2 separate regions of the Mus musculus genome follow, and region 2 is linked to region 1. Evidence: chromatin contacts called from ENCODE POLR2A ChIA-PET data. All regions are on one chromosome and are shown on one strand. The core of a region is the stretch at or near the end of the contact, and the rest is flanking DNA. Distances in the headings are between cores, read along the strand shown. Region 1 holds the start of Blcap (bladder cancer associated protein). Region 2 holds the start of Src (Rous sarcoma oncogene).

What was found. ChIA-PET counts read pairs that join two places held with the same protein, here RNA polymerase II (POLR2A).
Region 2: POLR2A ChIA-PET joins it to region 1 with 35 read pairs in Patski. The contact joins the promoter of Src here to the promoter of Blcap in region 1. POLR2A ChIA-PET finds 5 or more read pairs at or near these places in 4 of 5 experiments (Patski and embryonic stem cell).

The regions. Positions count from the first base shown.
Region 1 is chr2:157,563,153-157,568,451 of GRCm38, reverse strand. Blcap (bladder cancer associated protein) reads left to right here and starts at 2,091. Exons shown (of 2, transcript NM_016916.3): 1 at 2,091-2,204.
Region 2 is chr2:157,422,890-157,428,579 of GRCm38, reverse strand. Src (Rous sarcoma oncogene) reads right to left here and starts at 4,287. Exons shown (of 15, transcript NM_009271.3): 1 at 4,166-4,287.

The DNA of each region.
Region 1 (5,299 bases), core at 842-3,341:
ACCAAGCCATTCCATGTATCCGCCACTCATTTCCTTTTTTTTTTTTTTTTTGTTTTTGTTTTTTGTTGTTGTTTGTTGTTGTTTTTTGAGACAGGGTTTCTCTGTGTAGCTCTGGCTGTTCTGGAACACACTTTGTAGACTAGGCTGGCCTCAAACTCAGAAATCTGCCTGCCTCTGCCTCCTGAGTGCTGAGATTAAAGGTGTGCACCACCACGCCCGGCCACTCATTTCCTTTTTTTTTTTTTTTTTAAGATTTATTTTTTATTATTATATCTAAGTACACTGTAGCTGTCTTCAGATGCACCAGAAGAGGGCATCAGATCTCATTACAGATGGTTGTGAGCCACCATGTGGTTGCTGGGATTTGAACTCAGAACCTTCGGAAGAGCAGTCGGTGCTTTTAACCACTGAGCCATCTCGCCAGCCCCTCCTTTTTAAGGCAGTAATTTACTGTTAAGAAAGAAAGAAAGAAAGAAAGAAAGAAAGAAAGAAAGAAAGAAAGAAAGAAAGAGAGAGAGAGGCAACATGAAGAACAGGCTACAGAGCCATCTCATTCCCGAATCCAAGGTGTCCAAAGTCTCCCACGTGAGTCAGCACCAGCCAGCTCCACTCCACGGAACCCCTGCTTCATGGACCAGCCTGTGGCAGTAGGGACAAGAGAGTCTGCTGCACCCCGCTTCTGCAGTTCCTTTCCCAGCTCCTCCCTAGATCACCATTGGCCTCCTTCCTTCCTGCCTTGGATCCCCTTGGCTTCTAGACACTACCAAGACCCGTGTGCTGAGGGAGGCCCACCAGCCCTTATACAGGTCCACTCTCTCCATCCACGGTGTGCCCAGGCATTTCCGCTACTGAGTTCTCTGTCCCACTTCTGATTGTCCCCTAGCAGCCTGTCTTCGGGCCTTTCCACCCTGGCCAAGGGCTCTTCACCTCTTCTTCATCCCTACAGCCACAGCTTAGGAGTCAATGCCTGTGCCTCAGTATGTGCTTCCCGCACCCAGTTTGATATGATCTCTTCTAGCTCCCTTAGTCACTACCTGTCTGAGTCACCATGACTTTGTGTCTGGAAAGATGTTCTGGTTGCTTAACTGGCTTCCTGTCCCAAACCTCACTTTCATGTTTTCTAACCCTGAAAGTCAATGGCCTCGGAGAGACCCAGATTTCTTTTCATTGCCTCGAAGAACATAGCTTCCCATGTCTCTCAAGACAAAAATTCAAATTCATGACCAAGGTACCTGTCATATTCCTTGTTCACCTTCCACCCTTAGGGTTGTCACCTCCATGTCTGGAACAAGACCCCTCACTCACACAATGCACAAACTCAATATGCCTAAGACGGCCCCAACCCTCGCCCACTCCAGACACCAGGATTCCACTCATTTCTCCTCTCTTTACTTTGCCTCCTAGTGCCTTCCACGATGCCTAATTACAAATCATGTACTGGTGCGACTACAAGTGGTTACTGGGTGGTAGTCTCTCCACTATCCCCCGACACTCACTCTCACCCTGGTGACTGAGAAAATTGGGGTCAGGAGTAGAATTGTACCTCCTTAGCCTCTAGCACTGCGCTTGCGCACAGTATGAGGTCAGGAACGTGGCTAATAAGCTAGTAAGTGACCACACTGACTCATCTAGACATTAACAAGCCTGGGGCAAGCCATTTCCTCACCAAGGAGGAAGCACGTCCTCAGCCCGTGGTTGAAGGGCCAGATCTGAGCCACGAGAAGTTTTCCCAAAGTACACAAATCACAAGGTGCTAAGGATTCTGCGGAGTTACGCTCATCAGCGTAACTACACCTCGCTCGCCCGCGGAGCTCTCAAAGAGTAAGAATCACAATCTGCTGCATATGCATGAAGGGGACCATGGGCCGGAGGTTCGGGGCTGCCTAAGATACGCCTGACCAAATATTCCACGGGTTTGAAGACCTTAGCGCCCCATAATTTTATTCAAGTCTACTAAAAACTCAGAAAGGACATTTCGTGGCGGATACTGAGGGGAGAGTGTCTGAGAGTAGCCTCGCTTTGAGCCAGTTTGTCAGGCGTTCTCAGAAGACAGCTCGGTTCTGGACCGGGGGTCCTTGGACCGCTCCACTAGAAGACGAAGGGGGCGTCTCCCCAGCTCCTGCGGCGTTGGTGGCGAGCTAAGGTGGAGGCAAGCAGCGGCGGCGACGGCGACAGTGGCGGCAGTGCCATGGTGGGGCTCGCAGGTATCGTGGCGTCGCCCGCCTGGGCAGGGTGAGAGCGCTCGGTGCGGCCGCGCCGCCATGTTAGCCCTCCGGGGTCACCTTAGGCGTCGCTTGGCCTCTCGCCGGGGCTTTCCGCGCGGCCGGGGTCGGGCGCACCCTTGTCTGGCGTCAGATGACCTCCCCTTTTCGTCCCAACCTGGGCCTTGGGGGTGGTCCCTTCCCGTCCCTTGGGTGGGTTCCGGGGTTCCTTAGCTGTCACTCTGGCCTCCAAGGTCAGCGCGCTCCCGGGACGGGGCTGGGAGGGGCGGGCGCGACCACCACCTCCTCTGTTCCGGACCTTGGCGAGGGGCTCAGCTTCTGGGAGGCTGGACACTCTTTCCTCGCCACTTCAGTTTCTCTCCCCCCCCCCTTTTTTTTTCTTTTTCTTCCCCCACCCTTATCCGAAGGAGTGTGGGGAGAAAGTAGAAGTGGGCCCCGAACGCTCTCTTTTGTGTCCGGAGTGATAGGGTGACCATCTGCTACGGGTCCCGTGTGCTTCTCACTTCCACCAACTTTTCGTCGAGTCTGGACACCGGTTCCCTCTCCAGTTTGTGGGGAGTGGCACTCAAGGGCAGCAGAAGGAACGGAGTGCCTGGCTGGAAAGGAAGAATGGGGGATGGGGACAGTCGATTTTTTTTTTTTTTTCCTTTCTCTGCCAAACCACCTTTAGGTTTCTTCTAAGTCTCTTGTCTCTTTTTACTTGGGAAACTGGGGCCCGTTCTAGTTTATAGGTTATTTCTGTTTATAGGTTCGGATCTTCTTTGTCCCTTTCAGGGAACTGATATATTGGGGACAGCTCTGCCCTGTCTGACATGGTCCAGCCATCCTGTCAGCCATCTGAACTGCAACACCAAAGCCAGGACCCAAAAAAAGTTCCATTTTATGTGCCCCTGGCAAGCATTAGATTGAGCTGGCTTGTTTCTTTTAAGTCAAGATTCATTAATGGCCAGAGTTCCTGTTTAAAGATTGGATTTCTGGAACCTTGGTCAGTTTCCAGGAACCAGATCAATTCTCGATCTGAAAATGGTCATCTTAAAGTTGTTGACAGAACACTTTAACTTCTTACCTGTTATTTCTAGGGGGATGAGAGTTAGGCTGCCCTTTTTACTTGTTCTCTTTGAAATACACGCATTCCATTCAAGCTTGTGACTGTGTGATTTACCAAGAGCCCTGTATTGCCTTCCTCTCTGTCTTCTGGCTCTGCCCTGGGAATGTTCAGGAATCTGTATCCTGGTGTGGTATGAGCCCTGTGGAGGGAGGGGGACAGGATTATTTCCAGAGAAGATTGTGGCAAACATTGTCTCTCAGGCATATGGAAGAAGTCAGTGGTCACCTGAAAAAAGAGACTTTGGTAAATTAGTCTTATGTTTGTGTATACACATTTAAATCTCCTGGGGAAGATTAGCTGCCAGCTCAGAGGCTCGCCCTTTGGGATGTTGGCTCCTGAAGCGATCCAAGTTTGAAAGTAGATATCTAGTAAGGAGTCAGCAGCGAGCCTGCTTCCTTCAAAACCTCTGTGTAATTAAGCTGTCTTTGGCCAGCCCCAGAGTCAAAGCCAAAAATCTTAATTCCTGTCCTGTCCCTCAGATACATTTCAGTCACAATTCAGTTACTTTACAGATAGACTTAAAAGTCTCCTAGAACCCACATCTCTAAAAGTTTTGGTACTTAGTAACCTCCACCCTACTGAGCTTGAGCTGGTCAGGCCTTCTCTGGCATTAGTGCCTGGAATCTCGTGTGTTGCTAGATTCCCATAAAGCTGTTCCACTTCACCTTCTCCACCTTTGCTCCTCTTTGGAGGTAGCAACCTCTTTAAGAAAAAGGGATATTTAGTTCTGTGTACTAAGGACTTTGCAATAAAGACACATCCCATTGCTTTATGTGAGAATAAAATGTTTTAATGCATAGCTTGTGGAAGCATTGTATAAACAAGGTGGTTTTGTATCAGGCTTGCAGGTTTGACACAAAGAAAGGGCACGAACACATTCCTGCCTCCTCTGGAGGGTTTAGTTTGCTGTCAGGACAAAAGGGTGTGGAGTGGGAGAAGAAAGTGGGTAGTAGACATTCACATTCTCAGGGTCACCAGGGCGCCTTGAAGACTCCACCTACACTCATCACTGCTGGATAATAGATGGAAGAAAAAGGTTTTACCAAGATCATCTGGAAAGCCCTGGAGTTACCAGTAGTAGCCTCCTGGCTTAGGGATGGGCACAGGATATGCTATGACCAGAGTAGCCAGACTCCTTTCTCCCTGGTTTGGCTTTTGTGTACTCAGCTGGCATCTAATTTGGGCTGACGTTAGAACATGGAACAATAGAGTGACATCAGGCCCCCCACTCCAGATCTCCAAGGGGAGAGTCAACCTTCCTTTGGAACCTGTGTTGTATATGTACTCAAGGTTCAATGAGTTTAGTATGGCAAACCACAGAAGTTTCTAACCATAAAGGAGGTAGCCACTGACTGCAGATGAGTAACTACGGGGCAGGCACAGGACCTGACCTGACTTCAGGCCTTAGCAGCAGCTGTATCTACCCTGCTAAGGAAGACCGCGCCTTGGAATGGGTTTCACATCCAAGTCCTGTGGAATCCCGCCTCTCTGATGTGTATGGGGCTCATCTGGACCTTAGTAGGGAACTAAAAGCAACCTGGCTGGGTGGAAAAGCCAAGGCCACACCAAAATCTGTGCTACTTTCCCCCGTAATTCCCTAGTGCTGAATGAGACTATAAAGTCCCTGCAGAAGAGGGAGGTGCCAGTGATTGATTTGAAAATCAGGGTTTCTTGGGGGATCTGCAGGTCAGGGTTCAAGAACTTTGAGGTGCTTTGTGCACCTGAGTGTGTAATGTGATGACCAGGACTAGGAAGTTTGAGGAAATAGCAAGAGAGACTGGTGACCTTCTAACTCATTGGCATAGGAGCAGGTGTGCAGAGACAGGGACGGGTAAAGCCAGAAATGAGGCTTAACAGGTGGCAGGACCATTTGGTGAGGCAGTCAGCTGACACTTGTGAACAGCTCTGGCTAACCAAGAAAGGGAACTAAGGGGCCAGCCCACCCTCCCTGCTGCAATGGGAGGGGAAA
Region 2 (5,690 bases), core at 3,038-5,537, 140 kb after region 1:
CCCATAGCAAGGAATGGAAACACAGGGCTTCTGGCTTCCTGCTCTGGGATTCTCCCTAACTGCCTAGTCCCTTAGTCAGGCTAGCCACAAGCGCCATGCTCACAGGCAGGCTGACTGGTGGGGACAGTCCTAGCTTGGCCAACTTGCCCTGGGTCTTTCTCCTTCATTCCCACCTCCCATGGCACCCACATACACACACAGGGAAGAAAGAAAGTCTGGACAGATCAGGAATGACAAACTCATAGCACACAGATAATGCTTGCTAAGCTTCTGTCCGGAGCAGACATTATGAATCTATCACAGCACTGTTTCCCATGAAGTCAACACTGGACCTCAGAACGCGGCTCGACACAGCACTTCAGCCTATGAAACTGGAGTCAGGACTTCTTGTCTGAGCCAGAGAAGAGGAAACATGAATTGTACAATGAGTGTCAATAGAGTAAGCATTAGGATTAGCATAGGAAAGAGGCTGTGACTTGACTCTAGGCTTCCCAGTGGAATGAGGCCTTGGACAACAGGTCTCCCTAAAAGGATGGGATTCCAGCTTCTCCTTGGCCCTGTTAGCTCCAAGTCCATTTTACAGTTTCACCCGTGTGTCACAGGGCATGAACCACCTGCGCTAGAGGAGGCCAGACCTCAGCCTAGGTCTGGCTCTGCCCTGCCCACATTTATTAAGTCCTGATGTGTGAAGTACCCCGTGTCCATCCTCTTGGGACATCCAGGGAGCCATGAGTCACTGCTGTCCTTTATAGATGAAGAAACTGAGGCCCCTCAAAGGCGATGGGGCCCTTCCCCAGAGAGCCAGAAAGGTTTTCCTTAGAGAGATGGAAAATGCACAGGAGGCCTGAGATGCTGTGAAGTCTGATGGGCCACAGAGGGGCAGGAGGACTTCAAACTGCAGCTGTAGTTCACAGTGGGGCCTCTGCAGGGCTTTAAGACTCCAAGAGCACCAGATTATAAATGTGGAATTCAGAGCCCTATAGCCCATCCCTGGCTGTCACCTAGGAAACCCTAGGCAAGTAACCTTCTCTCTCTAGGTCTTATGGTTTATATCCAGAAAGCCAGACCATCTCCTGTGCACACTCCCCAGCCCAGCTTTGTGGCACAGAGATGCCAGGGCTCACAGTGACCCAGCACACCCCTGTCCTTTGCTGCAAGCATCCTCTTCTAGCAAGCCCTGCTCAAGCTGGGACGGTTAGACCCATGCCAGCCAAAGCCGCACAGATGGCAAGGCTGAGCCCAGAGACACTAACAGACTTCCCGATGCCACATACAGCAAACAGGTCCCACTTTCTGTACATTAACTAACTAATGCCGGGCACAGAGCCTTCTCTGGAAAGGGAGAGATGCTTGGCCGTTCAGGGATGAAGAAACCAAATCTCAGAAAGAGACAATGAAGGACCCAAAGACACACAGCACATAGGATAGCCAGCAGTCAGAACTTGAACTCAGGTCTATCAGATGCCCAAGCATGATCTCCAGTTTCCTGCTCTCCAGCTCCCTCCCAAGTTTCTCCCTCACCCTCACCCCGACCCTGCACTGCACTTCCTGATCCTTGGGCTCTCAGTGCCTCTGGCTTTCTGGGTTGAACTCCTACTAAACCTAGCTTCTTCCTCTTCTTCTTCCTTCTCCTCTTCCTCCTCCTCCTTCTGAGACCTGATCAGGGCTCCCACAGAATATGCAAGTCCAGACTGCACATCTATTCCATTAGCTGTGTACCTTGCCCTCCAGCTTAATCTGGTTCATAGAGAGGATACCCACCTGCTCCCTATGTAAAAACTGGAGGCCAAGATCCTCCTCCAGGCTCCAGTGGGCCCTCATAGGGAGCAGTCCTATTGATAGCGGCCCCATTGGATCATCCTATCTCATAGCTCTCCCTTTGGTTCCCCACAACAATTATACACCTCCCCTCACCTCAGGGCCTTTGCACATACACACCTCTCTCTGCCTGGCACACCTTCCCCTAGCTTCATGCCCAGACGCCCCCTAAATTCCTCCTTCAAGAGTCCTCTGCCTTTATCACAGCCACGAGTATATATTCATTTATCTGGCCACTTGCTTGATGCATGGCCTATCCCCCACACTCCAGTTTCTAGGAGTCAAAGACCTGCTCACAGTTTCCCAGCAAGTCCCCAGGCAGATGACCTTCTGAATAGAAAGGAAGAGCACTGACCCAGCTGCATTCTTGGCTGGCCCGCCACTGCTTCACTCAGCTTAAGCCCCTCCTCCAGGAAGCTGTCTGCTCCTCCTACCACAAAGCTGCTCAACAAAGTTCCCAGGCCCTGGTGCATAGTATATGCTCAATGCGCGATCAAAGTCAGCAGATGGACAGCAAGAACAAAGATCATTTAACCATGTCCTTCCGAGATTCCTGGGGGGCTAGGGGAGCGAGACACACCCTATCCTCACCCCCACCCTCAGATGACAATCAGGGAAGAAGCCCCAAACAGGAGCCAGCCTATGTGCTGGAGGCTGGTGGGGGAGAGGGGGTTCGGGAAAAGGACACAGGAGATAGAGGAAGGTGGGGTGGGAGAGATTAGGGTTGCCCTAAGGCTGGGATGAACAAGGATGAACAAGAGACTAGGGGGAGGGGACGGAGCAGGGAGCATGGCACTCCTAGCACTCATTAGTGTGTGCCCCATGATGTAGACAGGAGGTCAGCTGAGAGGTGACACACTGTAAATCACTTCCCTTGTGGAAAGGTTACCTCACCCAGACACACCTCATCTCCAGTAGGGCCTTATGTCTCTGCCAGGTGCGAGAGATATGGAGGGAAACTTCCAACAATGCCTTGTGCCTGATCTAAAACTACACACCCTTCACCGTCACGGTGGGTTAAAGGGCAGCCAGACAGCTCCTCAGGAAGGCTATATCCTCCTCTGCAGCTGCAGACCAGGCTAACCCCGGGAGGCGTTCACTGGATATCAGCAGCTCTGGTTATAACTGCTCCATTTTCTTTCCTGTGGTTCTGCAGCTAGCACCAGGGCCTTGAACAAGCTGAGCCTGTGCTCTACCACCGAGCTACCTCACAAGCCAACTGATCGATCCTCCCTGAGAGGACTGAGGCCAAAGGGAACCCTTTGTAGCACGGAGTTACCCGCTTCTGCAGGCAGCTGTGCCACAGGTACCTCAACCATCCTGTGCGAGCGAGCTCCAGGATGGGACTCATTTATTGAGCACGCCCCCCCATATATGCCAAGTCCTGGGCTGCGGAAGTGCAGGGAATAGTCACTGATGTGAATAGTCCAAGGGGCGGTCCCTGGCTCAGGTCACTCAGGAAAACAAGAAACCTAGACACCTGGACTCCATAAGGTTGGAAGAGTCCCCTGCCCCCGCCCCTGCCCCCGCCCCCGTGTCCACCTTGGTAACTAAATCTGACCTATACCCAGATGACCCCAACACCACTTGCCTTCACTGGGCAGTCTGTAAAGCCGGGAAGACCTCAGGGTCCCAGAAGCCTCACACACCTCTGTCCACCTTTCTAATCGGAATGCCTCAAAGGTTTATGGGATGGATACCCAGAGTGAGTCCCCTCTGTTCACCCCACCCTTCAACCAGCCCACCTACCACTGAGGAGGGCCTTGGCTCAGAGAGCTAACTAAGGCACAAGTGGTGGTGGGTCGTAGTAGGGGGCACAAACTCACCTCCAGTACCTGCCTGGGTGGGCAAGCGGACCTGGTGGCGGTAGTGAAACCCCAAAACTTTTGCCAACTTCTGAGTCCATCGGTCGCTGGGCCTGCGCAGGGGCGAGGCTGGGGGTTGGGGGGGATGGGGGGCGAGGACAGGGTGGCCCTGTTTCTTCCAGACCAGCAGCACTAGGCCCTACCCAAGGCCCCAGTGAGACCTAAGGAGGTAGTGTGGCCCTCCAGGTGCCCCTTCCCCAACGCCCACCCCACCCCCACCGCCCACTCCGGGCCGGGGGCGCCAGGCCCAGCAGCCGCGATCGCGGGCGGCGCCGATCGGCCGGGTTTTCAAATGTGGCCTAACCGAGCCAGGGGACTCTGCGGCCGAGGGTCCCCGCGTTCCGGTGCCCCCCGCACCCCGCTCGTCCTCCCCCGCGCATCCCAACAAAAGGCCGCGGCGGGCAGCTCGCGGGCCGCGGCGTAGAGTGGGCAGGGCGGGAGCCCGCAGCAGGGCGCGGGGCCGGCGGGGCGGGGGCGCTCACCTGCACGGCGACCGTGAGCTCCGGACGCGCCCGGGCGGACCCCAGCGGGGCGCGCGGCGCTGGCGGGCAGCGGCCTGGCCGCTCCGGCGGGGCGGCCGGTTGGATTCCGGGCCCGGAGAGACAGACCGAGAGAAAGGGAGGAGGCGGCGGCGGTGGCGGCGGCGGCGGCGAGGGGGAGGGAGCGCGCGGGAGGAGGGGCCGCGGCCGCCGCGAGCCGGAGAAAGGAGGAAGCGCGGACCCGGGCCCCGCCGGCGACCCGGGAGACCTGCTGTGCGAGCCGGGCCCGCGCCTCCCGCACCCAGCCCCCCACCCCCCGCAGCTCCGCCCGCGGGGGCGCCCCCCCAACCCCACGCCACGCGCCGGGCTCGGCCTCCCGGGACCACGTTAGCGTTCAACCCTAGCTACCTGAGCTACGCACCGGTGGCTAGCACTGTCCGGAAACTGAGGCACTGGCCACACCAGCCTTGACCCTGAGTGTCTCTAATCCTCAGAGACTGGAACCGAAGGGACAGGGAAATAGTGAGGGGGAGAGGCAGTATTGTTAAAATGTATCAAAAGGCAAAACAGTGGCTCACTATGTGGCCAAGGCTGGCCTTGAACTTGCGGAGCCTCCAGCCTCTGCCAATGGAGGGCAGGAACTTGCGGGGCCCAGCTCAATTAGGCCAAGCCTAAATTCACTTTCAATGCATAAGGAGACCGTGTGCATCTGCTGGGCAGTGTGCTTGTTGCCAGCCACTGAGGATGACAGAACCAACCGGACAGGAAGTAGAGAAGAAAAATGGGGCAAGCGGGATGAGATGTGGCTTCAGGCTGGTCTCAAAGACCACCAGGTTCTAGCGCTGCCCGTTGGGGGTCCAGGAGCATCCTTGACTCCTCCCGTTCACTCTGGAAAGATGGGCCTGACCATCTATCAACCATCTCCATGTTCCTTCCTTGAAAGTGCTTCCATCTCACAGACAGGGAAACTGAGGTTCATGTGGCACAGGCCTGGGCTTCTGGCAAAGATCCCTCCCAAAGGGCAAGTCCCCCATCATCCTAGATTGTGAGAGGCTCCAGCCCCAGGGTACAGCTATGTCTCCCAGGAGACCAGGAAAGGGCAAAGCTTTGAGTCAGACTGATCTGAGGTCACATCTAGGCCAGGTGCCTCAGGGTGTGTTCTGTCCACTAGCTTCCTGTTCCAGCCCCCTCTGTTGTGAAGAAGGAGTGGGCCAGGCTGAAGATCTGAGGGCCTCACTGACAAGAGCAAGTGGGGCCAGGGTAGCCCACTGTGGCCACGGGGACTGCTCAGGGTTTCTCATGAACAGCGGGCAAACTAGCCAGCCACTCCTGTTCGCAGGGCTTGCTTAAAGATTAACGGCAGTTTCCCAGGGCTCCCCTGGGCAGGCTCTGGCTGGAGGAGCAGGTTTCTCCGCCCTCCTCCATGCCTAAGATTTGTCTAATGGCCTTTACTGGCCACTCTGGGCTGAGGGAGGGGAGGGGAGGGTGGATACTCTTCCTGTGAGGCACTGGGGCTGGCTCTCAAACG